Regions from separate parts of the Homo sapiens genome. Here region 2 is linked to region 1. Evidence: chromatin loops called from intact Hi-C (ENCODE). Cell type or tissue: dorsolateral prefrontal cortex. All regions are shown on one strand. Each heading gives the region's core, and the rest is flanking DNA. Links, peaks and the distances in the headings are about the cores only. Region 1 overlaps WDR37 (WD repeat domain 37). Region 2 holds the start of IDI2 (isopentenyl-diphosphate delta isomerase 2).

What was found. Hi-C counts contacts between places; a loop is a spot of excess contacts. Peaks named below come from ENCODE experiments on the same cell type or tissue, not always from the same donor. Only the 100,000 strongest peaks of a DNase experiment are listed, where the experiment ranks them.
Region 2: it touches region 1 in a loop (6-fold over the local background); 3 of 110 quality-filtered maps call a loop at or near these places.

The regions. Positions count from the first base shown.
Region 1 is chr10:1,065,820-1,080,143 of GRCh38, reverse strand. It overlaps WDR37 (WD repeat domain 37), which reads right to left. Exons shown (of 14, transcript NM_014023.4): 2 at 7,851-8,028; 3 at 2,141-2,237; 4 at 38-133. The coding sequence starts at 7,988. Among named protein-coding and RNA genes, the nearest start is that of WDR37, 17 kb to the right of the region's middle. In dorsolateral prefrontal cortex, for the core only: a CTCF peak has its summit at 4,973 (motif pointing right); no DNase peak of the experiment used is centred there.
Region 2 is chr10:1,020,475-1,034,913 of GRCh38, reverse strand. IDI2 (isopentenyl-diphosphate delta isomerase 2) reads left to right here and starts at 9,055. Exons shown (of 5, transcript NM_033261.3): 1 at 9,055-9,098; 2 at 10,170-10,332; 3 at 12,139-12,231; 4 at 14,017-14,147. The coding sequence starts at 10,191. It overlaps IDI2-AS1 (IDI2 antisense RNA 1), which reads right to left and starts at 12,277. Exons shown (of 5, transcript NR_027709.1): 1 at 12,131-12,277. In dorsolateral prefrontal cortex, for the core only: a CTCF peak has its summit at 12,301; a DNase peak (open chromatin) is centred at 12,283; H3K4me3 peaks cover 1,567 bases; H3K27ac peaks cover 709 bases.

The sequences.
Region 1 (14,324 bases), core at 196-8,195:
AATCTGCAGGACAAGACTTTCATGGGATTCACCTTACCTTTTGTTTTGAGTTGGCCCTTACTCAGCTCTGCTCCATCAATCGCTTGTCCTTCAGCAGCTAAACGTTCATTAAGAGTGTCGATTTCTCTACGTACTGGGAAGAAAAAAGTTTTCAAAAATCTAAAGTATGTTTTTATGTTTAAGTGTACTCACCACTTCCAAAACTCGCACACAGAAAAAATGCTATATATTAGTGTTATATAAACAAAGACATGAATAATATTCTAATAAGCAAGATCACAATTCATAGAGTTCTCAAAAAACTAAAGAAACCATTCGAGGCTGGGTGAGGTGGCTCACGTCTGTAATCCCAGCACTTTGGGAGGCCAAGGCAGGTGGATCACGAGGTCAGGAGTTTGAGACCAGCCTGACCAACAGGGTGTCTCTACTGAAAATACAAAAAATAGCCGGGCGTGGTGGTGCATGCCTGTAATCCCAGCTACTCAGGAGGCTGAGGCAGGAGAATTGCTTGAACCCGGGAGGCAGAGATTGCAGTGAGCCGAGATCACGCCACAGCACTCCAGCCTGGACAACAGAGTGACACTCCATCTCAAAAAAAAAAAGAAAGAAAGAAACCATTAGAGATACCATTCCAAAAGTAAAAGCTCACACACTTGCTACACTGTGGAAGACACTGCTATCAGGGTCTCAAAGACAGCACCCGCATTTCAACATAGTTTCCATAGTGATTGATTCTGCACGATTAAAAACATTATTCTGGGCTGGGCACAGTATCTCATGCCTGTAATCCCAACAATTTTGGAGGCCGAGGCAGGCAGATCACTTGAGGCCAGGGGTTCAAGACCAGCCTGGCCAACATGGCAAAACCCCTTCTCTACTAAAAATACAAAAATTAGCCAGGCATGGTGGTGGGTGCCTGTGATCCCAGCTACTTGGGAGGCTGAGGCATGAGAATCGCTTGAACTTGGGAGGCGGAGGTTGCAGTGAGCCCAGATCACGCCACTGCACTCCAGCCTAGGTGACAGAGCAAGATTTTGTCTCAAAAAAAAAAACAAAAAAGTTGAAATGATTTTTCCCTCTATGAATTGTAAAGGTGGACTCTTTAAAAAGGAGAATCCAGTATTAACATTAAAATTTCCAAAAGCAAAGTTTAAATGACAGAGGATTATATTCTCTTCATTATTCATCCAACCACACCACTTAGTTACAGAGTGAAAAACAGCTTAACAATGGAAATGCTCTTTGTTAGTATTCAACCTTTGGAATCAACCTGTAGATAAAGCATGAAAGACTTGATTGTAGTTACATTTGTCTAGTACAAATTTTATAGTTTGGGTGTGGTGGCTCACACCTATAATCCCAGCACTTTGGGAGGCCAAGGTGGGAAGACCACTTAAGCCCAGGGGTTTGAGACCAGCCTGGGCAACACAGTGAGACCCTGTCTTTATATATATAAATTTTACAAACACAAACCCTGAAGGAGAAAAACTGGAAAGTAATAGAGCAGCGCAAAGGACCTGTTTATTTCACTGTGAAGCATTAACACTAAAGCGGATAGATCTAAAACCAGAAGATGATTACTTACATTCACAGGACTAACCACCAAAAGAACCAAAAGCAAAAACATGCAGAAAATGTCTTCCTTTGAAGAGTGCGATGGGCTTGAGGGGTAATGGTAGATTTCTTTTTATACTGTCTGATAAATTTTTAAGCACATATGGCCATTACTTCCAAAATAAAAAAAAGATAAATTAAAGCCAAGCTAATTCAAAATTGTTTTGATTTGTCTTTAATAAGTCAGATATAGTATATGCATCAATTTTCAAATGATGGTATATTAATAAAAAAGTAAATCAATGTTTTCTCAATTTATGGTGTACTTGGTGTAGGGAAAATGATAAGATCCATGTATTTTTTATTTTTTATTTTTATTTATTTACTTTTGAGACGGAGTCCTCGTGGGAATTATACCAGACCCACAGAACTGCAAGATGACAAATCTGTGTTAGTTTAAGCCACTAAAATAAGTTTAAGTTTGCTACAGCAGAACAGAAAACTAATATAGTGATGAATGTCTATTCATAAATTTGACTATGGATAGGTAAAGCTATAAAAGTATATTAAAATAGGAGATACTCACATTCTAAGTTTTCGATATAAAGGTTTTCAAATTCTCTTTCTATTTGACCAAACAGTTCCAGAAGTGTACTGCGAACCGAGGAAGGCAGTTTAGAATCCTGCAGAAGAAGACTTTGTTTAAAATGAATGAATGAATGAAAAACTCTAAGTACAAATATGCTTTTTCCAAAGTGAATTATCTTTTATTGTAAACTCTTATTTTGTATTATTACATATTTTTATATATAAAATGCTTAAAGAGTTTAAAGTTCCAAATTTCTGCCAAGGAGACTATAAATCAAATTGTATAAATGGCTACCTAGTATGATATGGGATTTGAAAATAAACACTCCTTCAAAATAACACAATTTTTCCCTTTACAAGAGAGGACATAAGCCTACCTTATTTTAAAACTTCCAAATTTGGAGAGAAAGGCGGCAGCTCCCATAAATGAACTATTATAAACAGCCTCTGAGTGCCATCATACGCTATCCTACAAGTATTTTAATCTGCTAGACCCTCATGGAAGAGGCACCTTTGCAGAGTTCCCGCCACACCCACTGCACTTTAAGCAAAAGCACAGTCACTCTCCCATCACTCGACATAACACCTAAAAGAGTGTTGTGAAGAGGAAAAAAAGAAAAATTTCACAAAAAAGAGCCAAATGTCTATTAATTGAGTGAAAACATTAACTTTTTATTTCCTGCCCAGGCCACGCTCTTCATGCCTGTGTGTTTCCCGCACCCCTGGGAAGGCGAAGGGAAGGAGCTACATTGTCAAGTGTGGTCCAGCAAGTAAGCAGGTCCTGAGCACCAAACATATCACAGGCACTCACTGCTTGGACCCACCAGTCAACAGGAGCCTGCTAGATACAGCCATGTGCCACTCCAACCTCCCTGAGGGCATGGCCTATGCACTATTTGGTATGTGTCCCCTACTCCCAACACCCAGAGTAATTTTCAAAAAAATCCCCATCAAATATTTCTAAAATAGTGTTTCAATACTTACCTTTTTTTTTTTTTTTTCGAGACAGAGTCTCGCTCTGTCACCCAGGCTGGAGTGCAATGGTGTGGTCTCGGCTCACTGCAAGCTCCGCCTCCCAGGTTCAAGCAATTCTCCTGCCACAGCCTCCCCAGTAGCTGGGACTATAGGCGTGCGCCACCACACATGCTGGCCAGGATGGTGTCAATCTCCTGACCTCATGATCCGCCCGCCTCAGCCTCCCAAAGTGCTGGAATTACAGGCGTGAGCCACTGTGCCTGGCTGATACTTAATGGGACTTTTCAAATTTACATATAGCATAAACTTTTTTATTCTGATGAGTCGTAAACTTTTTTTTTTTTTTTTGAGATGGAGTCTCGCTCTGTCACCCAGGCTGGAGTGCAGTGGCGCGATCTTGGCTCACTGCAAGCTCCGCCTCCCAGGTTCGTGCCATTCTCCTGCCTCAGCCTCCTGAGTAGCTGGGACTACAGGTGCCCACCACCACACTCAGCTAATTTTTTGTATTTTCAGTTAAGACATGGTTTCACAGTGTTAGCCAGGATGATCTCAATCTCCTGACCTCATGATCTGCCCACCTCGGTCTCCCAAAGCTCTAGGATTACAGGCATGAGCCACCGCGCGTGGCCGAGTTGTAAACTTTTTAAAAAGATGCACTATATTTATTAAATCCTTCTGAGATCAACTTAAAAGACAGAAATTTTAGGGAAAAATGACAGCATTTTAGCAATGTGAGTTTTACAGTTATCACAGATTTCTCACAAAAATTTTACAAACCACACACACACACGCACACCCACATATATATACTACTTTAAATACTGAATCTACTGAATTGGTACTATAGCCTCTAAACATCCTTCTAAAACCAATGAAGAACACGGAAAAAAAAAGAAAGGAAAATGTAACTATAAAAATTAAAACTAGGCCATCAAAAAGGACATCCCAGCCAGGCACAGTGGCTCACGCCTGTAATCCCAGCACTTTGGGAGGCCAAGGTGGGCAGATCACCTGAAGTCAGGAGTTCGAGACCAGCCTGGCCAACATGGTTAAACTTCGTCTCTACTAAAAATACAAAAATTAACCAGGAGTGGTGGCAGGCACCTGTAATCCCAGCTATTTGGGAGGCTGAGGCATGAGAATCGCTAGAACCCAGGAGGTAGAGGTTGCAGTGAGCCAAGATCAGTACCGCACTCTAGCCTGGACAACGGAGCGAGACTCCGTCTCAAAAAAAAAAAAAAAGAAGTTCCAATAACTATGAAACATAAGCTTGTGCTGAACTGAGAATCACTATTAGTATTTTCCCTGCCCTGTGGCCTCTGCACGCCCCATTCCCACTCTGTGAACATCCCTCCCCACAAGCATCCCTCCCCAAAAGCCCTTCTGACTCCTACACAAGGCCAATCTCCTCCTACAGAATCAGTTCCTACTCATCTATACCCATCATGTTTTAAGGCTCTTATTGTTCAGCAACTAATTACATCATGTCATATATACTTGAATATTAAGTGCATATTAATATAAAAGTAGTTGCTAACACATGGACACAGGGAGGGGAATATCACACACCGGGGCCTGTCGGGGCGTTGGGGGGCTGGGGGAAGGATAGCATTAGGAGAAATGCCTTATGTAGGTGACAGGTTGATGGGTGCAGCAAACCACCTTGGCACATGTATACCTACGTAACAAACCTGCTCGTTGTGCACATGTACCCCAGAACTTAAAGTATAAATTTAAAAAAAAAAAAAAAAAAGGAATTGCTATGGAAAAGAAAGCTGAGAAGTCAGCATTAACCTCACTTTATAATCAAGAAACTAAATGCACAGAGAAATGAGGACTTGTCCCACTAGAGGGCAACTTGAGCCCAGGAAGAGCGCGCTTACAAAATGACTTTCAACCTTTTCCATCAGTTCTCCCTTTCTGTGCCATTCAATTTCACAGACTCTCAAACGAGTTGTTGAACTTTTGGTACCACTTGAGAAAACTCAAGACACTACTGCCGTGACTCAGCAAAGCTTTTAAATGAATTTCTTCCATCACATCGACACCAACACACACCTGAAAGCACCTGCACGCACGTGCGGGAAGCAGCCAGCTCTTCAGGCCGCAGCCAGCACTGTGTGCACGTGGACGTCGCAGTTCTCGGCAACGACAGACCTCCTGCGCCTGCGCGAACCTGGCTTTCTAAACTACTTCAGACTGGCAAATCTGAGATGTATAAAGTTAAACCTAACACGATGTCTCCCTCAGACTCATCTGCCCTCTCTTCTATATTGCTGCTCCTCAACAACTGAAAGGGCGTCACTCTACACTGTCTAGAACGAGCCCACTCCTACGTTAATCAACACCTCCCTGTTCTGAGATCGCCCCCCTCACACCTACCATGCCAAACGCGTGCGGCAGACACCACAGCTCTCTCCCGCCCACGGCAGGGGGAAGGCAGAGCACCTCACGGGGGCCACTCACCTCTCCCGCCCAGGGCAGGGGGAAGGCAGAGCACCTCACGGGGGCCACTTACAGAACATGCTGACCGGTCCCACTCCGAATCACTGCTCATTGAACAAATGAGCTCCGTCTAGGGAGCGAGCGTGGGAGACACAGGCCAAAGGTGGAGCAGAGGACGAGGCCGTGCGGCTTGGAGACCTCTGAGCTACCTTCGTGAGGGTTACCATGAGATGCAGTCACCGCCTCTGCTGTGTCACAAAGGAGAATGGGCATTCAGGGCCCAGAAAAGAACACTTTCACCCCAGGCAGGAGACAACTCTAGAACATGCCAGCAGGGGAGGCTGCAGGGTTTCCACTGCTAGAAATGTACGTGAACCTACAAATTAGGAAAACCTATCTTGGACTGCTTACTCACACTGTCCAATAGGGTAGCCACTTGCCACATCTGACTATGTAAATTTCAATGTAATTAAAAGTTTTAAAAATTAAAATCTCATGTCCCGGGACACTGGCTACATTTCAAGTGCTCAGCAGCCACGTGACTGGTGGTTCCCACATCAGACAGCAGATACAGATACAGACACTGCCCCCACCACAGGAGTCCTGCCGCATAGCTCTGCTGTCTCCTAAGTGCTGTGTTGAACGGGGTCCACAGGCCCAGGACCTCAGCATGCGACTGTGTTTGGAAGCAGGGCCCTGAAAGAGGTGGTGAGAGTAAAATGAGGTCATAAAGGAAGGCCCTCCAGTATGACAGGGGTCCTTGTAAGAAGAGACTAGGACAAGACACGCAGAGAGGGACAACTCTGTGAGGACACAGGGAGAAGATGGTGTCGGCGAGCCACAGACAGAGGCCTCAGGAGGAACTAGCCCTGCTCACACCTTGATCTAGGACTTCCAGCTGCCTGGAAGGACCATGAGAAAATAAATGTCTGTTGTTTAAGCTGCCCAGTCTGTTAAGCTACCCAGTCTGTGGCATTATGTTATGGGAGTCCTAGCAAAGTAATACACTAAGAATACCAAAGCTATTTTTGTAATTTTTTTGAACACTAAGTTAAAATGTAATCACTTTTTATAGAAATTAGAACCAGGTACTGGTTTATTTATTCAATGCATAATCATCTAATTTGAGGTAAAGATCCTCTTCGTGGCAACAGTCATGTCGGATTCTGGGTTCACACTGCTGTATTCAGTGTAGAGGTCCCGGCCTCGAAGTCCTGGCATAAAGTTACCCACATGGTCCTAACAAAATCCAATATTCACAGAAGCCAATTTCTCAGGTTTAAGCTTTATCTTCCTACAGCATTATGGCTGATGAATTTGTTCTAATTGTGAAGGAATGGTTGTAAGTTTACATATAGTTATATACATATATAACCATATATTAGATATATCTAGAGCTTATTTTAATATAAATATACTGCGTCTAGACTTCACAACACTCTTTAAAAATTCTGACAGAATTTCATCAGCTATAAATGAACTAGAAAAAGTATAAGCAAAACTTATCTTTATCAAAAATAATTAGTTCATTTTAATCCAAGAATGACATACTCATGGCGGCAGAGACAAGGATAAACCTAAGCAAAGTCACTAAAAGATCTGATTCCAAAAACTCTTCAGAGAACAGAAAGAGATCATTAAAAGGATATGATACTCTTCTTTTCTTGAGACTGTTAGAGACAGAAAACCCAGAATTGTACTGTCCGCAAGCCTGTACAAAGAATAAAACTAATCCCAACTCTCATACCCACTTTGATTTGTTATTACTTAGTATACATATGCTAACCCATCTGTGTATGCTGTTGTATTTGATAGAAGTTTTAATGAGTTTATTTTGGGGGAATTTGGGAGGGGTGATCTTTCTTCTTAGTAACCCAACCCTTTTTTTTTTACTTTGGAGACCTTTATATATTTGGCTACTTTTATAACGTCACAGACACAATCACCATCTTTAAAATAAGGCCTTGATCCCGGGGCCGGTGGCTCACGCCTGTAATCCTAACACTTTGGGAGGGCGAGACAGGTGGATCACCTGAGGTTAGGAGTTCGAGATGAGCCTGACCAACATGGTGAAACCCTGTCTCTACTAAAAATACAAAATCAGCCGGGCATGGTGGCACATGCCTCTAATCCCAGCTACTCAGTAGGCTGAGGCAGGAGAATCACTTCCACCCAGGAGGTGGAGGTTGTGAGCGGAGATCGCACCATCGCACTCCAGCCGGGGAAACGAGCGAAACTCTGTCTCAAAAATCAATCAATCAATAAGGCCCTAATCAATCGTAGCTTACTTGTCCTTCTAACATGTCTCTTGGCAGTCCCGTCCTCTCCTGCTCCGAGCTGTTAGTTCTTCGTATAGAAAGGCTATGGGATTTGCGCTTCTGTTTTGTTTGGCGAGCAGTCGAACAACTTGCGCTTTCTGTGGGCATTACTTCTAGGAGGTAGTGTCCTGGTCACTCCTGCAATAAGCTAAAAACAGCAAGAAAAAACAGTGTTTCTGATACAGCGAGTTGAAACAAAAGAAAAACAGTGAAGAAGATAATGATGACTTCTAATTACAAGCTTCCTTACTATAGTTAACATTAACTATATAATTTGGAATATGACAAATTAAGATGTTTTAAGGTAGGGACCACAGCCTTTATTAAAGAAGTAATTTCTTTATCAAATTTCATTAACATCTTAAGTATCAAATGGCAAAAAAGAGGTTTAAAATTTAAAAAAAAAATTGCTCTCCCTTAACCCAACGGAATTCCCCAGGCACAGTCTACTCCCCCGAGGGAACCAATGTTAATTGCATATTCTAGACTACACATTCTAGACTCATGCTGTCCAATAGGAATATAATGCAAGTCATGGATGTAAATTTTCCAGTGTCCACATTTTTAAAAATAAAAGCATATGAAATTACTTTTAATGATTTACTTAACCCAATACGTTTAAAATATTTTATAGTCAACATAAAAAACAATGGGATATTTTATGATTACCTCTTTGAAATTCAGCGTGTATATTTACAGCATATCTCAATTCAAACTAACCACATGTGATTAAGTTATTCAAATCTCTAATTTAAATATTATGATTTACCCACTTTGGGCATTTTCTACTCATTCCCTGTTATTATCCATCCTTCCTCCCAATTATATCACTACGTTACTTACTACAATCTTAGGTAATATATTTACACACATATCTTCTTTCTTCAACTACAGATTTTGCTATTTTGAACATTACCTGCTGATTTTTTGCTATTACTGATCCCTCCTCCCATGAACACAATCCTATCATCAGGCCAGCTCAGCACCTCACTGTCAAAGAATGCCTGACCCATATGCAGTCAAAGGCAAAGCAGGACACGCCCACGACCTCCCAGACGCCAACATGCCTCCATCATCTTCTTTTAGAGAAAAGACTGGCCCAAGTCCCAAGAGCAGGGGATGGTTCTGTGAATATATCAGCGTAAAGGAAAAATACGCTAACCTTTAAAATACACATAAGGACTACGTAAACATCTAAATTCCAAGTAGACAGTTACAATGGTGACTTACGCAACAGCAATAGCCTGAGCCTCAAGGCAAGACCTTATTTCTGGTGTGCCCAGCCCTCTTCATTATCAACTCCTTAGACATTACCAGGTGCAGACACACATCCCTGAAATGCTACTCCTTTCCTTCCAAATGGCTCTCACTTACTCAATAGCCCTAACACCTCCTTACTTTGTTATAGAATGATTCCTTTTCTACAATATTTTAAAATCACTAGCGTTCCCTTCTTTTTAAACAAGTCAGCCTGTTTTGAAAAATAAGTTTATCTACACATAGAAGAGAGTATTCTTAACAGAGATGAAATGTATTCACAAAAAATTTAGAGTGTCTTCCATAAAGGTTATTAATAACATAAACAAGATCTTTCCTATTCAGTTTATTAAGCATTCTAATTATAATCCTAAATACCAAGGATGAAAATATTTTTCTAAGAGAAAATATTGTCACTTATAAAAATTCACTTCATTTATTTTTAATATTATAAATAAAACAGTAGAAATCAACATATTTAACCTTAGAATTCAAGGAAGTCGTAGCATTTTTCTAAATATCTCTTCTAAATGTCTTTCTAAATATGAATGTGAGTATATACAGTTTAGCTTTGTTTCCTGTTTCTTACATACTATGCAGAACTCTCATATATAAATTTTGTTATTAAAACTTTTTTAAAAGCCAAGCATAACCCAAAAATGTTAGAAAACTGGAAGACAGTTTGCCTATTATTTAGGACAGTTTTTAAAAGCTTTAACTTAATCACAAGCTTCTAGTAACTCTCAACCAAAACAGTCATGTGAGTTATGAAGTTCCCAATTTTTTTTTTTTTTTTTTTGAGACAGAGTCTTGCTCTGTCTCCTAGGCTGGAGTGGAGTTGCACGATCTCAGCTCACTGCAACCTCCATCCCCCAGGTTCAAGCAAGAATCTCGTGCCTCAGCCTCCAGAGTAACTGGGACTATAGGCATGCACCACCATGCCCAGCTAATTTTTGTATTTTTATTAGAGACAGGGTTTCGCCACGTTGACCAGGTTGGTCTCGAACTCCTGACCTCAGGTGATCCACCCACCTCAGCCTCCCAAAGTGCTAGGATTACAGATGTGAGCTATTGTGCCTGGCCTCAACTTTGTATTTTGAAATAACTGCAGATTCACAGGAAGTTGCAAAGATGGTCCATATTTCCCCAGTGGTTACATCTTACATCATTACAGTACAATCTGTTAATTTGTTAGTTAATTTCACTAAACCAACAAACTGACATTAGTATAATGTGTGTATAGTTGTCATTCTGTTACATATATAAATTCCTTTAGGTGCCACATGTTCAAGATACAAAACACTCCACTCACCATACAGATCACCCACACTACCCATTAGTTACCCCAACTCCCTGGCACCATCCCTCAACTCCTGATAACCATTAATCTGTAACCATCTCTACAATTTTGTCATTTTGAGACTGTTATGTAAATATGATCAAAGAGCAGTTACCCTTTTTGAGATTCTTTTTTCCACTCAATTTAATGGTTACGATCCAACCAATTTTCTGCATGTATCAACAGTTTTTTCCTTTTTATTACTAGCTAGTGTCCACAGTATGGACATTTAACCATTTGTTTAACCATTCACCTGCTGCAAAAAAAAAAAAAAAAAATATATATATATATATATATTCTTTCCAATTTTTTTACTATTACTAATAAAGTTGCCATGAACAATAATATACAGGGTTTTATGTGAACCTAAGTTCTCATTTCTTTTGGATAAACAGCCCAAGAATAAGGCTGCTCAGTCACAGGGTAAATGTATATTTAGCTTTAAAAAAAATCTTGATATACGATTCACACACCATGTAAGACACCTATTTAAAGTGCACAATTCAATGGCTCTCAGTATACTCAGGAAGTTGTGCGATCATTACCACAATCAACTGTACATTTTTATCACCCCAAAACGAAGCCCCACACCTATTTGCCCTCACTCCTCATTTCTCCCACCCACTTCCCAGCTAGCCCTAGGCAACCACTAATTTACTTTCTCTCCATATGAATCTGCCTGTTCTGGCCATTTCATAAAAATGGAATCATACAACATACGCTCTGGTCTGTGACAACCAGCTTCTTTCACTTAGCACAACGATTTCAAAGTCCATCTATGTTGTAGCATAGTGGTAATGTATTCCCTTTTATTGCCAAATACAACTGACAGACATTTGGTTGTTTCCATATTTTAGGTTATTATGAAGGTTAAAGTGCAAATTTCTTGTATGTGTATACTTTTATTTCTCTTGGGTATACCTGGAAACAGAATTGCTTATGTTTAATCATGTTTAGTTTTTGTGGTTTTTTTCTAAGAGTGTCAAACTATCAGTATTTTCCAGGGTGGCTGTTTCATTCTACATTATCATCAGGAACACATGAGAGATTCAGTTATCCACATCCTCACCAGCATTTGGTATTGTCATTACTCTTTTATGAAAATTTGTCATACATGAGAAATTTTGTGCCAGGTATACAACACAGTCATCAAGACAGGCTATTTAGGGTGTCCACCACCCCAGTAAAACACTGTTTGTTTTTTTGTTTTTTTGAGACAGAGTCTCGCTGTCGCCCAGGCTGGAGTGCAGTGGCTCAATCTCGGCTCACTGCAACCTCCGCCTCCCGGGTTCACGCCATTCTCCTGCCTCAGGCGCCCGCCACCACGCCCGGCTAATTTTTTGTATTTTTAGTAGAGACGGGGTTTCACAGTGTTAACCAGGATGGTCTCCATCTCCTGACCTCATGATCCACCCGCCTCAGCCTCCCAAAGTGCTGGGATTACAGGCGTCAGCCACCGCGCCCGGCCTAAGATACTGCTTTCTTAAGGATAGTCACCCTACTCTGCTGTCAAACACTGAATGTATTCCTTCTATCATACTGCATGTTTGTACCTTTTAACTCTCTTCTCATCCTCCCTCCGCCCCCGACTCACACCCTTCCCGGTCTCTATTATCTATCTATTTTTCCACTGTTTACCTCCATGTGTTCACATTTTTTAGCTCCCACATGTGAGAACATGAGACATGACTTTTTGTGCCTGGCTTATTTCACTTAAAATAATGGCCTCTGGTTCCATCCATGTTGCTGCGAATGGCATAATTTCATTCTTCTTATGGCTGAATGGTATTGCAGAGTGTGTGTGTGTGTGCGCACCACATTTTATTTATCTAGTCATCCGTCAACAGGCACTTAGGTTGATTCCATACCTTTGCTATTGTGAACAGTGCTGTGTATACCTGCAAGTGCAGGCATCCCTTTGTCACTACTTTTTTATTTAGCTGTTCCGTTAGGTGTGTAATATCTCACTGTGATCTTAATTTGCATTTCCCTGATGGCTAGTGACACTATCTTTTCATGTGCTTGTCATCCACATATCCTCTTCAGTGAGGTGTCTCTTCACACCCATTTTCTAACAGTATTATTCGGGTTTTTTACTGTTGAGATTTAAGAGTTCTTTACATACTCTATAGTATGAATTATATGTCACATAGGTTAAGCTGCAAATCATTTCTCCCAATCTGTTGCTCTTCATTCTAAGAGTTTTTCATGAAGCAACACTTCTTTAATGTTGATAATTTTTTCTATGCATCACACTTTTAAAGTCATGACAAGAACTTTTCATGAATCCCTAGGGGCCAAACATTTTCTCCTGTTTCTCCTGAATTTTTTATAGTTTTCTGTTTCACATCTAAATTTATTACCTATATGGTACTGACCTTTTTATAAGGTGTAAAATTTAAGTCAAGGTTTTTTTGTTGTTTGTTTTCACCTGTGTATCCAATTATCCCAGCCTCATTTGTTGAAGATGATCCATCCTAGATTGAACTGCTTTGGACTTTTGTCAAAAAATCAACTCACTGTACTTGTGTGGGGTTATTTCTTGGTTCTCTATTCTGTTCCACCGATCTACATATTTATCCTTCCACCAACGGCAGTGATATGGTTTGGCTATGTCCCCAGCTAAATCTCATCTTGAATTCCAATGTGTTGTGGGAGGGACCCAGTGGGAGGTAACTGAATCATGGAGGGGCAGGTCTTTCCCGTGCTGTTCTCGTGATAGTAAGTCTCACAAGATCTGATGGTTCTATAAGGGGGAGTTTTCCTGCACAAGCTCTCCCTCTCTGCCTGCCGCCATCCACGCAGAATGTGACTCGCTCCTCTTTGCCTTCTGCCATGATTGTGAGGCCTCCCCAGCCATGTGGAACTGTAAGTCCAATAAACCTCTTTCCTTTGTAAATTGCCCAATCTCAGGTATGTCTTTATCAGCAGCGTGAAAATGGACTAATACAAGCAGTTTCTATTATTGTTCTGTATGTCTTAAAATCAGTTACAGTGATTCCTATTAAATCTTTCTCCATTTTGTTTTATCTATTCTAGTCCTTTGTCCTTCCTTTTACATTTTTGAATAATCTTTTACATATCTACAAAAATCTTGCTGGGATCTTGATAGGAATTGTGTTAAATCTGTACATCAATCTGGGGAGAAATGGTATATTTATTATGCTGAGTCTTTTAATCTATGAATACAGTATTTATTTAGATCTTACTTTCCTCCATGTCAAGGTTTTTTCTGCATTAGTCCTAGTATCGGGCTGGGCGAGGTGGCTCACGCCTATAATCCCAGCACTTTGGGAGGTCAAGGTGGACGGATCACAAGGTCAGGACTTCGAGACCATCCTAGCTAACACGGTGAAACCCCGTCTCTACTAAAAAATACAAAAAATTAGCAGGGCGTGGTGGCAGGCACCTGTAGTCCCAGATACTCAGGAGGCTGAGGCAGGAGAATGGCATCAACCCGGGAGGCGGAGGTTGCAGTGAGCCAAGATCGCGCCACTGCACTCCAACCTGGGTGACAGAGCAAGACTCCGTTTCTAAAAAAAAAAAGTCCTACATATCTTTTCTCCATTTTAGACTAACATCTCTCTTTTTATTTTTTGTGTAAGTTTAAATGATACTGTACTTTTATTTTGGTTTCCACGTTAATTGCTAGTATAAATACAACTGGATTTTATGTATTAAACGTGTACATTCTTGCTGAACCTAAAGTTCAAGATTTTTTGTGGATTCCTTGGGATTTTCTATGTCAACTATTAAGTCATCTAAAAAAAAAAAGGACAGTTTTATTTCTTCCTTTGTGGTTTGTAAGCCTTCTATTTCCTTTTACTACCTTATTGATTTGGCTAGAA
Region 2 (14,439 bases), core at 4,940-12,939, 50 kb after region 1:
TCTCAGTTTCATTATGGACAATGTTCTTCACAGCCCTTACGTTACTTTCCAGAGGAAGAGATGCAGACTTCATAGACCTATTTAAGTAAGATTGAAAGATGATTTTATTAAAATCTTTCCAATTTTTATACTTCTGGCCAACAATAGGCATTCTTAGAATTTTTGAAATTTACAACTTAATCATGACACGTGAACATCCTAAAGCACACACATGTCCTTGAAGATATTCCACAGAGAAGCTACAATGAAAGCCGTAAGACTCTGTGACTGGCTCTGTGACCATGGTTTGCAGATTGATCTGAGCACTTTGGCCAGGCATGTGCCATTTGATTCTTGTCCCAGGAAGCCCAAGACGTGACACGGTGACCCACTTTAATGTGTTTATACATAAGTGATTTCAGGAGGCAAAAAAACAGATTACACTTTTTTTTTTTTTTTTGAGACGGAGTCTCGCTCCTTCGCCCAGGCTGGAGTCCAGTGGTGCGATCTCGGCTCACTGCAAGCTCCGCCTCCCGGGTTCACGCCATTCTCCTGCCTCAGCCTCTGAGTAGCTGGGACTACAGGCGCCCGCCACCACGCCCGGCTAATTTTTTTGTATTTTTAGTAGAGACGGGGTTTCACCGTGTTAGTCTGGATGGTCTGGATCTCCTGACCTCGTGATCCGCCCGCCTCGGCCTCCCAAAGTGCTGGGATTCAGATTACACTTTTAAAAGTAATGGCAAACATAATTCTCAATTTAGGGTCTCAGTAATTTACAAATGTATGTCTAGAGTTAATGGGCATAGAAATTTACCCAGAAGAATTAGGAGGGGTATGTATGCAAGGGGTAGAAATAGGATCCCAATTCAGAGAAAAGGGAATTGTTCTCAGGGAATCAGGACAGGGAAAGTTTAGGGAGAAGAGAAGAACCAAAGTATTGAACTTGGGGCAAGACCAGAGTAAGAACCAACAGTAAAACCAAATTGCTGCACAAAAATAGTAAACAATGAGACAGGGATAGTTTTTTGGCCTGAAAATACTAGCCCATACATGTATGCCAAAAGCCTACTGGCAGTGTACCCAAAGAGACTACTTACAGCACCATGGCACAACACAGGCATGCAGTGGGTAAGGTTTCCTGGCATCTCGTCACAACCACTGGGCCTTGACCTTGGCCATCCCTGAGCTCTGAGCTCAGGTCTTAGCAGGTTGGTCCTACTGATTGTAACAGGGCCCTTGTCACTGGAGTTTGGCCAGTTATGTTAACATCTAGCTATTTATGAACCTTGTCATTAGTAATTATTACAAGATACAACATAATAGGAACAACTCTATTCATAAAAAATATATACACATAAACAACAAAAACATGTATATGTATTGTTATTCAGCCTCCTAGATGAATAACAGCTTAAACCTTATTAAGTCTTTCATTTTTTGCCTTTCATTTACTTAATTTTCTATTACAGTTTCAGAGCTTGGGTTATACCTGAGCCTAAACATGGTTAAATACCACCCAGTTGTACAGGAGACAGGATCAAACGATAGAGAAAATAGAGAAGTGAGTGTTGGAGGAAGAGCAGTAGTCTTCTCATGGCTGAAAATTAAAGCTAAGTCTGAGACTGACCCCTATTCACGTGGATATGGGGCCCATTTTAATAATGAACTTACGACCGGGTGCGGCGGCTCACGCCTGTAATCCCAGCACTTTGGGAGGCCGAGGCGGGCAGATCACAAGGTCAGGAGATCGAGACCATCCTGGCTAACACGGTGAAACCCCGTCTCTACTAAAAAATACAAAAATTTAGCCAGGCGGAGTGTCAGGCGCCTGTAGTCCCAGCTACTCGGGAGGCTGAGGCAGGAGAATGGCGTGAACCCGGGAGGCGGAGCTTGCAGTGAGCCGAGATCGCCCCACTGCACTCCAGCCTGGGCGACAGAGCGAGACTCCATCTCAAAAAAAAAAAGAAAAATGAACTTACATTTCTTTCACATATATTCAACTCTTCACATGTTCTTTTTCTCCTTTTGTTGGATTTATCGAGCTGTGCTTTTCAAGGATTTGTCGATTTAATGCACATTATCAAAGTTAGAGTTGTAACCTTTCCCTACATACAATCTTAGTATGTTTTTAGTATCTTCCTTTTTCTTACACATTTTCCAAAATCTTTCCTATCTCCCAATAGCATATGCAGAAGAAAATGAGATATCTCAAATATAGCAAAAACTGCATCAGATTGCTTTGGAATAAAAAAATTGAAAAGCTTCTAGTGATCCCAGCACTTTGGGAGGCCAAGATTGGCAGATCACTTGAGGCTAGGAGTTTGAGAGCAGCCTGGGTGACATGGTGAAACCCCATCTCTACAAAAATTAGCCGGGCATGGTGGTGTGTGCCTGTAATCGCAGCTACTCAGCAGGAGGAAGGAGGGACAGGCAGGGGGAGGGGGCTGAGGGACAAGAATTGCTTGAACCCGGGAGGCAGAGGTTGCGGTGAGCCAAGATCGCACCACTGCACTTCACCCTGGGCAACAGAGTGAGACTGTCTCAAAAAAAAAAAAAAAAAAAAAAAGGAGCAACAAAGTTGGAAAAAGCCATTAACTAGAATGATCAAGAAGAACAGAGAGAATGCACAAATGATGAAAATCCGAAATAATGCAGGTACATCTTTGTATTACCCAGCTAAGGCATAGTAATTAAAATCTTCCCATGAAGAAAAGACAAGGCCCAGTGGCCTCACTAGTGAGTTCTACCAAACATTTAAAGAAGAAGTATTGGCCGAGCATGGTGGCTCACGCCTGTAATCCCAACACTTCAGGAGGCTGAAGCGGGCGGATCACCTGAGGTCAGGAGTTCAAGACCAGCCTGACCAACACGGTGAAACCCCGTCTCTACTAAAAATACAAAATTAGCCGGGTGTGGTGGCACACGCCTGTAATTCCAGCTACCCAGGAGGCTGAGGCAGGAGAATCACTTGAAACTGGGAGGCGGAGGTTGCAGTGAGCCGAGATCGCGCCATTGCACTCCAGCCTGGACAACAAGAGCGAAACTCTGTCTCAAAAATAATAAAAAATAAGAAATATTACCAGTCCTTCATAAGCACTTCCAAGAAATAGAGGAAAAAGGAACACTTTCTTTTGGTTATTACAAGAAACTATACCAATGTATTTTAGTTATTTTATATTTTTTATATATTGGTGTTATTTTATTAGTTTTATATATATTATTTTATAACTAATCTATATGTTATATTAATTATTTTATATATTATGGTTATATTGCAGTTATATGTAGGTATATATAGCTATATATAGTTATATTAGTTATCATATTAGTTATTTTATATATTGTTATTTTATATTTTATATATAATATTTTTAGTTATCCTACCTCCCAAAAGCATATGCAGAAGAAAACGGGATATCTCAAATATAGCAAAAAGATTTCTATTGAGAAATGTTCAGTAATAAGTAAAATGACACATATGTGATTGATATTTTTTTTTTTTGAGTCATTGTCTTGCTCTGTTGCCCAGGCTGGAGTGTAATGGCACGATCTCAGCTCACTGCAACCTCCACCTCCTCAGTTCAAGCAATTCTCTGCCTCAGCCTCCCGAGTAGCTGGGATTACAGGTGCCTGCCACCATGCCTGGCTAATTTTTGTATTTTTAGTAGAGATGTGGTTTCACCATGTTGGCCAGGCTGGTCTTGAACTCCTGACCTTGTGATCCACCCACCTCGGCCACCCAAAGTGCTGGGATTACAGGTGTGAGCCACTGCGCCCAGTGTGATTGATATCTTAAGGCTGATGACAGCAGCCCTCTCAAATGAATCTGCAATTTGCTACTGAATCCATACAATTCACCTCCTCCAGTATTTGGCCAAGCCACACAGTAACTATTTATAATAGATATTACAAGAATAACTATTATCAATCACGAATCCAGATACAAAAATCTTAAAATATTAACAGAAACCAGCAACATATAAAAAGAATATTCTCCATGCCCAAGTGGGATTTATTTCAAGAAAGCAAGGCTAGTTTAACATCTGAAAATCAATTAATATGATACACCATATTGCTAGAATAAAGGGGAAAAGACCACACAAGACTCATTTCAGTAGAAATGCAGAAAAAACATTTGACAAAACTCAACATCAATTCATGATAAAATCTCAAGAAAGTAAGACGAGAAGGGAACTTCTTCAACCTGATAAAGGTCACCTTCTGAAAACCTACAGCCAACCCTATCTTTGCATTGAACAATGCTGTAGAACTACAGCTCAACACACTTTCTTAGGAAAGCAGAATCTGAGAGCCCATTCAGAAAAAGAACTACCTCAACACTCTTTCTTAGGAGAGCAGAATCTGAGAGCCCATTCAGAAAAAGAACTACCTCAACACACTTTCTTAGGAAAGCAGAATCTGAGAGCCCATTCAGGAAAAGTCTGAGAGCCCATTCAGAAAAAGTGTTCTTTGGAGAGCAGGATTGAATTAGTTTGATCTTTTCAATTGAATGAGGCAGTAAGCCACTAGGTACAGTGATACTAGCTTTGGTAATGTGCAGCTGTAGAGGGTTTGTACAAGGTTATTAAATTACATTCAAAATTTTGGTCTAGAATATCTTTTAGTTTTGGTGACCTAGGTCCATTATGTGCCTTAGGAATATACAAATATATGTAATCCAGGCTGGAGTACAGTGGCTCAATCCCAGCTCACTGCAGCCTTGACCTCTGAGGCTCAGGCGATTCTCCCATCTCAGCCTCCAGAGTAGCTGGGACTACAGGTGCACACCACCATGCCTGGCTAAGTTTTTGTATTTTTTGTAGAGATGGCTCTTGCCATTGTTGTCCAGGCTGGATGCCTGGGCCCAAGTAATCCACCCGCCTCAGCCTCCCAAAGTGCTAGGATTACAGGCGTGAGCCGCTGCGCCGGACACTGCCTTAAGAGTATACGAATGTATTTTTGATGCAAATGGAACTTTTCATTCAGGTGTAAATAAACTTGAGCTAAGTAAATGGTTAATAATAGGAGTTGATTTACATGCTTGCATTTATCTATTTTTTTCATTTACATACAACTCCTTGTGGGAAAGTGCACTAAAGATGCTGAGTACAAAAACTTTGTATTTATTTGCAGGATATATCTGAATATTTTTAATTAATTAAATAACCGAAGTTCCAAATTATAAACCTACAATCATGGACAGACATGGGAGCTTAAAGATTGCGTGGCTTGGCCAAATATTGGAGGAGGTCCAGGCGCAGTGGCTCACGCCTGTAATCCTAACATTTTGGGAGGCCAAGGCAGGCGGATTGCCTGAGCTCAGGAGTTTGAGACCAGCCTGGGCAAAGTGGTGAAACCCCATCTCTACTAAAATACAAAAAAAAAATTAACCAGGGGTGGCAGCGTGCACCTGTAGTCCCAGCTACTCGAGAGGCTGAGGCAGGAGAATTGCTTGAACCCAGGAGGCGGATGTTGCAGTGAGCCGAGATCATGCCATTGCACTCCAGCCTGGAGACAGAGGGAGACTCCGTCTCAAAATACGTATATATTAGAGGAGGCGAATTGTATGGATTTAGTAGCAAACTGCAGATTCATTTAGGAGGGCTGCTGTCATCAGCCTTAAGACATCAATTACATATGTGTCATTTTACTTATTATTGAACACTTCTGAGTACTTGTTCTAGAAGCTCTCCCAAATTAATTATCTCTTCCAAATTTTCCCAGTAATACCAAGGGCCTCATCTTTTCTGATCATTGCTAAAGTGTTAATTCTTTCTTGATTTATATAGATAAAAATAACCCTATTATGGAAAGTTATTTTTATTTTCCTCACTGCCAAAATTTTATTCATCACCGTTTTCCAACATATGGATTTGAGTATAATCTCTTAAGATATTTACAGAAATTTTAACCTATGTTATCAAATATCAGGAAGTGCTTATCTTAGAAGCTTGTTCTTTGGAATTTTGTTGACAGGAGTTGAAAATTTGAACAGCTCAACAATTGTACTTAACAATTTAGGTTAAGTTACTTGATAGTTTTAAACGTGAGAAAAGGAACGAGAAATATTAGAGAAAGGAACTGGATATAGTGAGCATGAAGGAAGTTTTCTAAGAGTGTTCCTGCAAAGGAGTAGCTTGCTGGGCAAATGAGGTCTAAAAAACTAGCTGTTACTTAAATGAAATCATAGTCACATGCTTGCAGACTGATAGGAGAATTCCAACAGAGAGAGAGAAAACGTGATGATAGAGAAGAAAAAGGGAAAATTGCTGGACGATGTCTTTGAGTAGGTGACTGTGGGTGAATCTGCTGCAGAAGAAGTTATTTTTTGTTTTTTGTTTGTTTTTGAGACAGAGTCTCGCTCTGTTGCCCAGGCTGGAGTGCAATGGAGCGATCTCTGCTCACGGCAAGCTCGGCCTCCCGAGTTCACACCATTCTCCTGCTTCAGCCTCCTGAGTAGCTGGGACTACAGGCGCCCACCACCACACCCGGCTAATTTTTTTGTATTTTTAGTAGAGACGGGGTTTCACCGTGTTAGCCAGGATGGTCTCGATCTCCTCACCTCGTGATCCACCTGCCTTGGCCTCCCAAAGTGCTGGGACTACAGGCATAAGCCACCGCACCCGGCCCTTTTTTCTATTTTTAGTAAAGATGGGGTTTCACCATGTTGACCAGGCTCATCTCAAACTCCTGACCTCAGGTGATCCACCCGCCTCAGCCTCCCAAAGTGCTGGGATTACAGGCATGAGCCACCACACCTGACCCAAGAAGTGACTTTTGGTAAGTACATGGATCACCCATCATTCTAGGTGGAAAGCAGAGGATTAGGGTTGTACAATGCCTAGGAGATGGAGTGATGGTGTTGGGAGTGGCTGTTCTCTTCTGCATGCAGCAGTTTTCTCAGAGATCTGAGAAGTTTACCCCAGTGTCGACGATAATGTGTCAGTATTTCTGGAACATGGCAAGCCCTTTCCATCTGTGGGTTTAAGTCATCTTGTGTGTCTGGGATATTTTTCTTTATTATTATGGCTCTCTTGTTCAAGGATACCCCTTTTAGCACATGCTGTATTTGTTTTACCCTCTCTTTCATACCTACAATACTTGGCCTACTCCTTTTTAACTCTTTCCACTTCCATTTCTTTTTACCTGCTTTTCCCAGTCTTGGCCTCCATGTCCTTCTCTATATTTCACTGATATCTAGAGCCCTTTCTGTTGCTTCTAATTTGCCTTAATCAGATGTAATCATCTATTCCTAGAGTTTATTCTTAACCTCCTACCTGCAGCATTATAGGTCATCAACTGTCATTCTTAAAGTTGTCATAACCTCTCTTAAGAAAATTCTCCGCATATAGCCTAATCAAAATGTCTTCCTTCCTTTCCTTTATAATGTTTTTTGTGTGCTTTATGTGTCAGAACCTTGTACCCAGATCAACCTAGCAAAGGGTTTCCCTCCTTTTTTATCCCCTAGAACATTTTACAGAGAATGACAATTCCTTCCTTGAAATTTTGATAACATTTGCCTCTAAAGCTTTCAGTGCTTAGTTTGGTGGTGACGATCCCAACATGTTAAACTGCACAGATTCTGGGGGCTCAGCTGCATCTGCAGCCACATTGCCTTGGGCAGGTAATTTACCTCTCTGTGCTTCAGTTCCTTATCGATGCTGTGATAATAAAAAATAACGCTTATCTCAGAAAGCTGTCGTGAGGACCAAATGAATTAATATACATTAAACTCTTAAAATAGAAACTGGCACAAAGGAAGGACACAATGTGTGTCTGGCTGTCTTACTATTATTATTATTACTATTAGAGTTGTTGGATTATAATAGGTACGGTATTGTATATTAGTTTCTTCCTCAAAGCCTAATTCATAGACTTATTTATTATTTTTTAGATCTTTAAAAGAGTATCATTCTCCCATTCTTACTCTTCTGACTGCAAAAGAAACAAGTTTCAAACAGACCATTTATTCCTGAGTCTCAGAACTGATTTCCAGGGAAAACATTTCAGGCATAGCCTTTTGATTTTCTACGTAACTAAAAATTACATGCATAAAGGTGAACTTATGGAAAGACAAAAGAGCAAAACACATTAATCTTTTTATAGAATATTACCCATCACTGCTGCTGTGTTATTTTTGTTCTGTATTATCCGTGCCAAAGTCAGCGGAGTCATGCGTCCATCGTGCTTCTCTCCTCATATTCCCTGAGAGAACCGACAGATATGGCAAACATTTTTTTGATATTTTAAGAGACCCTACTTGCAAAACTATTTGGCCTAGAGCTTTAGTTGGTAGATGATATTTGGAATATGATAGGCAAGAAATTATACAGTTTTTTAGCTCTTCCAAACACATTGGTTTCCAAGGTCTTGCATTTATTTATCGATTTTCAGCTATCCTAAGAATTTATTCAGTAATTTTAGTCACAATGTTTATTATTTTTCTCTTCCATTTGCCACCTTTATTTTTTCTTTTTAAAATCTGGGATGATATATACAGCAAGTGAATTAAAAAGATGCCATCGAACGGCGCCGTGGCTCACACCTGTAATCCCAGCACTTTGGGAGGCCGAGGCGGGCGGATCACCTGAGGTCAGGAGATGGAGACCAGCCTGGCCAACATGGTGAAACCTCGTCTCTACTAAAAATACAAAAAAATTAGCTGGGCGTGATGGCGGGCGCCTGTAATCTCAGCTACTCGGGATGCTGAGGCAGGAGAATCGCCCGAACCCGGGAGGCAGAGGTTGCAGTCAGCCGAGATCACGCCACTGCACTCTGGCCTGGGCAACAGAGCTAGACATCACCTTAAAAAAAAAAAAAAAAAGAAAGCCATAGAGTAGAAAATAACTTACCCTAGGTTTAAAAACTAAAAGCATTTTTTAAAGTGAGATTGTGTCAAAACAATTTTCTATTATCCCTCAATTGAGAGGGAGAAAGATAGAGAGAAAGAGATGGAGAGATAGAGAGAGACCGGGGTGTGTTTTCTTGTTAAGAATACAAAAATATCAGATTGCCTTAGCTGATATCTTTCTACATCCCCAGGGTATAAAAGGGCCCTGGTTCAACTTGCACATTGAGTTCCACATCTGATACCCAGGAGTCTCCAGCTTCCAAGAGAGGTTAGTGCATATGTTTTACCTTGTGGGAATTCTTTCTTTTATGATCTAAATTTGTACATATTCAGTAATTGTTTTCTCTGCATTTCTATTGTATCTCATGTCCATGCATTAAGTCAAACAGCCTTTTGCAAAGAGGAGGAGCAGATTGCTGAAAATATTAACAGTAATGATAATGGACAGACGTGAATGCATTTTTTTAAAAAGTAGAAAAGGATGATGAGAAGGTTTTACATGAAGATAAATGACCCTGAAAACATTTTTTTTTTTTTTTTTTGAGACAGAGTCTCACTCTGTCTGCCCAGGCTGGAGAGCAATGGCACGATCTCGGCTCACTGCAACCTCTGCTTCCCAGGTTCAAGTGATTCTCCTGCCTCAGCCTCCTGAGTAGCTGGGAATACAGGCATGTGCCACCAGGCCTGGCTAATTTTTGTATTTTTTAGTAGAGAGAGGGTTCCACCATGTTGGCCAGGCTGGTCTCAAACTCTTGACCTCAAGTGATCCTCCCACCTCGGCCTCCCAAAGTACTGGGATTACAGACGTGAGCCACCGCTCCTGGCCCTGAAAACATTTTGTGAGAAGATCTTCACCTAAGAATCTGCTTGGCTCTGAAGAGGACCATAGCCCTTCTGTGGGTGACGTAGCTTTCCTACAAGGCTGTGTGTTTCTCCACGTCTGATCCAGGTCCAGTGGTTTTGCACAGGGCTGCACTTTTCCCCAAAAACTTGTACAAAGAGTGTTACCTACAGTTTACCTCGGTGTGTTTTGTGTGTGTGTGTGTGTGTGTGTGTGTGTGTGTGTGTGTGTGGTGGGGCGGGGATTCTTTAACTCGTCACTAAAGGAAACCTGGAAAACATGAGGAGTATGTATGTACCCAAGATTTCCCGTTCAGAGAGACACCACATTAGAAACAGATGATTCACCTTCCATATCTCAGAACTGTGCTGCTTCAACACAATTGCTGTCACTTGTAGAGAAGGTGTATGCTAAATCCTAATGTGGTTGGTAACACATAGCAAAAACGAGATGGCAATATCTTTCACATAAAGAGGCATTTGTGTGCATCTATTTCAGGTCGGGTCACAGCCAGCAGCTATGTCTGACATAAATCTTGACTGGGTTGACAGGCGTCAGTTGCAGCGCTTGGAGGAAATGCTGATTGTTGTGGATGAGAATGATAAGGTTATTGGTGCCGACACCAAGAGGAATTGCCATCTGAACGAAAACATTGAGAAAGGTAGCCCCCGCCCATTTTCTCTGTCCAGTTCCCAGGGTTTTCCCATTTTTCCCACCCGACGGCAACCTAAGAAGAGAGTCTAGGCCTTTCCGGCTAGGAGGCGACCACTGGGTCACCTGTGTGCTTGCTGTGCCGTCTTTAGAAGGCTCGGGGAGCAGCACCTGGATGACGTCTTTGCTTGGTCAAGCCCTTGTCAGGCTCCTGCACCTTCTCCTAGGCATCCGTGCTCTTCCTCGTAAGATCCTGTTTCAGCAAGAATTCTACCAGGTTGTTTTAGCGAGAACCCTGACCTTGGCATCTGATTAAATTCCTCAACCCCGTCCCTCCCAGGTGACGTCTGATCACGCAGGCCTGTCTTCAGCAGGTCTTGTTAGGTCGGTGTAGCCAGAACCCCCTTCCCACTGATGTTTTCTCTTAGTAACTTTTAATCCATAGGCCCCAGCCTGCTCCTTGGGTGTTGTGTGCAGTTAGGCTGGTTCTCCATGGAGGTCTCTTTCCCCTATTGAAATGGTTCTCAGTAAAGTCAGACTTTCCTGCTTTAACTCCTGTCCAGCTCTGGTTTTCTTTGACCATCTTAAGCCATTTTATTATTTTTTAATTTTCATTTTTGTGTCTTTTTTATAAACACATAATAATTATGCATATTAATGGGGTACATGTGATAGTTTGATACCACCATGTCATGCATAATGATCAAATAGGGCATTTTGGGATATCCATCACCTCAAACATTCATCATATCTTTGTGTTGGGAACATTCCAAATCCTCTGTTCTAGCCACATTGAAACATATAATACACTGTTGTTAACTACAGTCACCCTACTGTGCTATTGAACAGCTGATATTATTCCTTCTCTATCGCGGTATGTTTATACTTATTAACCACCCTCTCGTCATCCCTCCCCACTGCCCTTCGCAGCCTCTGGTGTCTAGCATTGTGTTTTCTGCCTCCATGAGATCAACTTCTTTAGAGCCCACATAGCAGTGAGAACATGTGATACTTGTTTTTCTGTGCCAGGTTTGTTCCACTTAACACAATGGCCTCCAGTTCCATCCATGTTGCTACAAATGACAGGATTTCATTCTTCTTTTTTTTTTTTTTTTTGAGACAGAGTCTTGCTCCATTGCCCAGGCTGGAGTGCAGTGGTGCAATCTCAGGTCACTGCCAGCTCTGCCTCCTGGGTTCATGCCATTCTCCTGCCTCAGCCTCCCGAGTAGCTTGGACTACAGGCACCTGCCACCACGCCCAGCTAATTTTTTTGTATTTTTAGTAGAGACGGGGTTTCACCATGTTAGCCAGGGTGGTCTCGATCTTCTGACCTCGTGATCCGCCCACTTCAGCCTCCCAAAGTGCTGAGATTACAGGCGTGAGCCACCGCACCCGGCCCGATTTCATTCTTCTTTTGTGGTGGAATGGTATGCCACTGTGTATCTAACCCTCATGTTTTCAACCCTTCAAACCTCCACGGACACAGGTTGATCTCATATCTTGGCTGTCGTAAATGGTGCTCAGCACCCAGGAATGCTGCGATATCTCTCTGATAGACTGATCTCTTTTATTTTGGATATTTGCCCTGGTAGTGGGATTTCTGGGTCATCTGGTAGATCTATTTTTAGTTTCCCGAGTGTTCTAATCCGCTGAGATTCTGAAACGTTGTGTTTGGGCATCCAGCAGTCCCCTTTGCCCTGCCCAGGTGCCACAATCACAGGCTTTTCTACGAGAAACAGACTGAGGACAAAAAGCACGAAGGACAATCGTACAGACTCCAGGCATGCACTCACACAAATGGCACTTACCTTTGCAGGGCTGCTGCACCGAGCCTTCAGCGTTGTCTTGTTTAACACCAAGAATCGAATCCTGATACAGCAGAGGTCGGACACGAAAGTCACGTTTCCTGGTGAGTCCGTTCAACCAAGCCCCGGACTGAAGAGAGCATCTCATGTGACTTGACCGGAGGAATCTGGGACAGGAACTCTCTGGTGCTCAGTGCCGCACTGTGGTGAGCTGGCAGCTCATCCTGCAGAAAATCGGCAGCTTAGGCAGATGCTAATTATGCTGATAGCTCTTCAGTAGGCTGGGTTTTCTTTTTTAAAAAAGTAAGAAACTATATGAGTTTCTGGGTTTTTTTGTTTTGTTGTTTCTTTGCAACGGCAAGTTACTTAAATGCAGAGGAATTTATCAACCTAAGGATTTAGGGGATTAAAATAGCATTTAGCATAAAATTAACTAGGTAATAATAATAAAAATTATCTTACAGGTCTTAGAGTTTTAATTATCTTGTACTTCTTAAAATTACAACTTAAAATTTTTTTTTTTTTTTGGAGATGGAGTCTGGCTCAGTCACCCAGGCTGGAGTGCAGTGGCGCCATCTCGGCTCACTGCAAGCCCCGCCTCCTGGGTTCACGCCATTGTCCTGCCTCAGCCTCCCAAGTAGCTGGGACTACAGGCGCCCGCCACCACACCCGGGTAACGTTTTGTATTTTTAGTAGAGACGGGGTTTCACCGTGTTAGCCAGGATGGTCTCGATCTCCTGACCTCGTGATATGCCTGTCTTGGCCTTCCAAAGTGCTGGGATTATAGGCGTGAGCCACCGGGCCCGGCCAAAAAATTTTTTAGAGGGGAACAGCATTTACGTCAATTGTGGTCATTTAAAGTGTTTTGGCCTAGGCTGTCCTCAAATTTTCAAAACCAGACCTTGCCTGAGCCATTAAAGCGAATGGCTAAGCACGGCCAGCTGTGGCCGAGGTTTTCTCCTCCCTTAGTTCTTCCTCGGAGCCGCAGTGGGTACATCCTGCCCATTCCCAAACCCACCACCATACTTGCTGGTCAAGTTGTACTCACGGGCTCCTTGATGGAGCTGAATGCAAAGTTTGTTTCAGAAAAATTCAGGAGCTGCAAAGTTAAGAGGGTCAACTGTAGTACATAGTCAACAGTTTGCAAATAAAGCCCCTGGAGCTAAGATTTCCTATCATGTGTTAGCCGCCTCCAGGATACATAGGGGCAGGTGGGAGTACCAGCTCTTGTACTTGCAAGAGTGGATTCAACTTCAGCCAAACTCCTTGCAGAGTGACCGAAGGAAGCACTGAGGGTCTGAGGAACGAGAGGGAACAGAGATTTACTGAGGAGAGTGTGACCTCCCGTCATAGCGCTATTGCTGTTACTTGGGTAAATTAAGTAGAACCTCTCAGTAAGGAAACTTGGTCAAAGGTATTCCAGCAGTCTTCCTGTGAAACCATGCTCACTGATCACCACCCTCAAAGTGCAGCCCAGCTTCCTCAGCCCAGCTGGTGCAGCCACCCAGCCCACAGCCCCACCACCTCCTCCCGCCACCCCATGGCATCTCAGGTCCTCTGTGGGTACAAAACTGAGTAGGAACCAGTCCCTCTCCTAAGACATACTGGGATAGTGCCACGGGACATGTGTGTGCACATCTGCAGGAAGGGCCGCAGGAGCGGTCAGGGCCAGCCCCGCCAGGTGGTCATGTGGAAGACCCTCACCAAGCCCACAGCCGTGGAGGCTGGAGGCGAGTGCTGCTCTGAGAGCCCATGACAAACCCACTCCCCCCGCCAGGCTGTCTTCTGCTGATGACGGATGATGGTTTTACATGAAGCATCTGCATTTGTATTTAATATATTCACTTTTCAGGAATAAAGAGGGATGTTCCCACATGCATTTTTTCCAGGGTATTTTACCGACTCCTGTAGTAGCCACCCATTATACAACCCAGCAGAACTGGAAGAAAAGGATGCCATCGGAGTGAGGAGGGCAGCCCAGAGGCGTCTGCAAGCAGAGCTGGGAATTCCTGGGGAGCAGGTACACACAGCATCCAGTCTCAGCTGTGTCCACGGGAGTCCAGGTTGGCAGCGGGCAGACGGTGAACAAAGTCCAGGCTGGATCTACACCATTGACCTCATGAAGCACCATGAGGATGAAGGATGGGGCTGTGGATGGGGCTGTGAATGAGCTGTGAATGGGGCTGTGAATGGGGCTGTGAATGTAGCTGTGGATGGGGCAGTGTGAGTCCCTATGTGTCCCAGGCAGGGTTGAGACTGTGCAGGAATCTGTCGACCACACACCGAAGAGGAAATTCAAGCCGGGCGTGGTG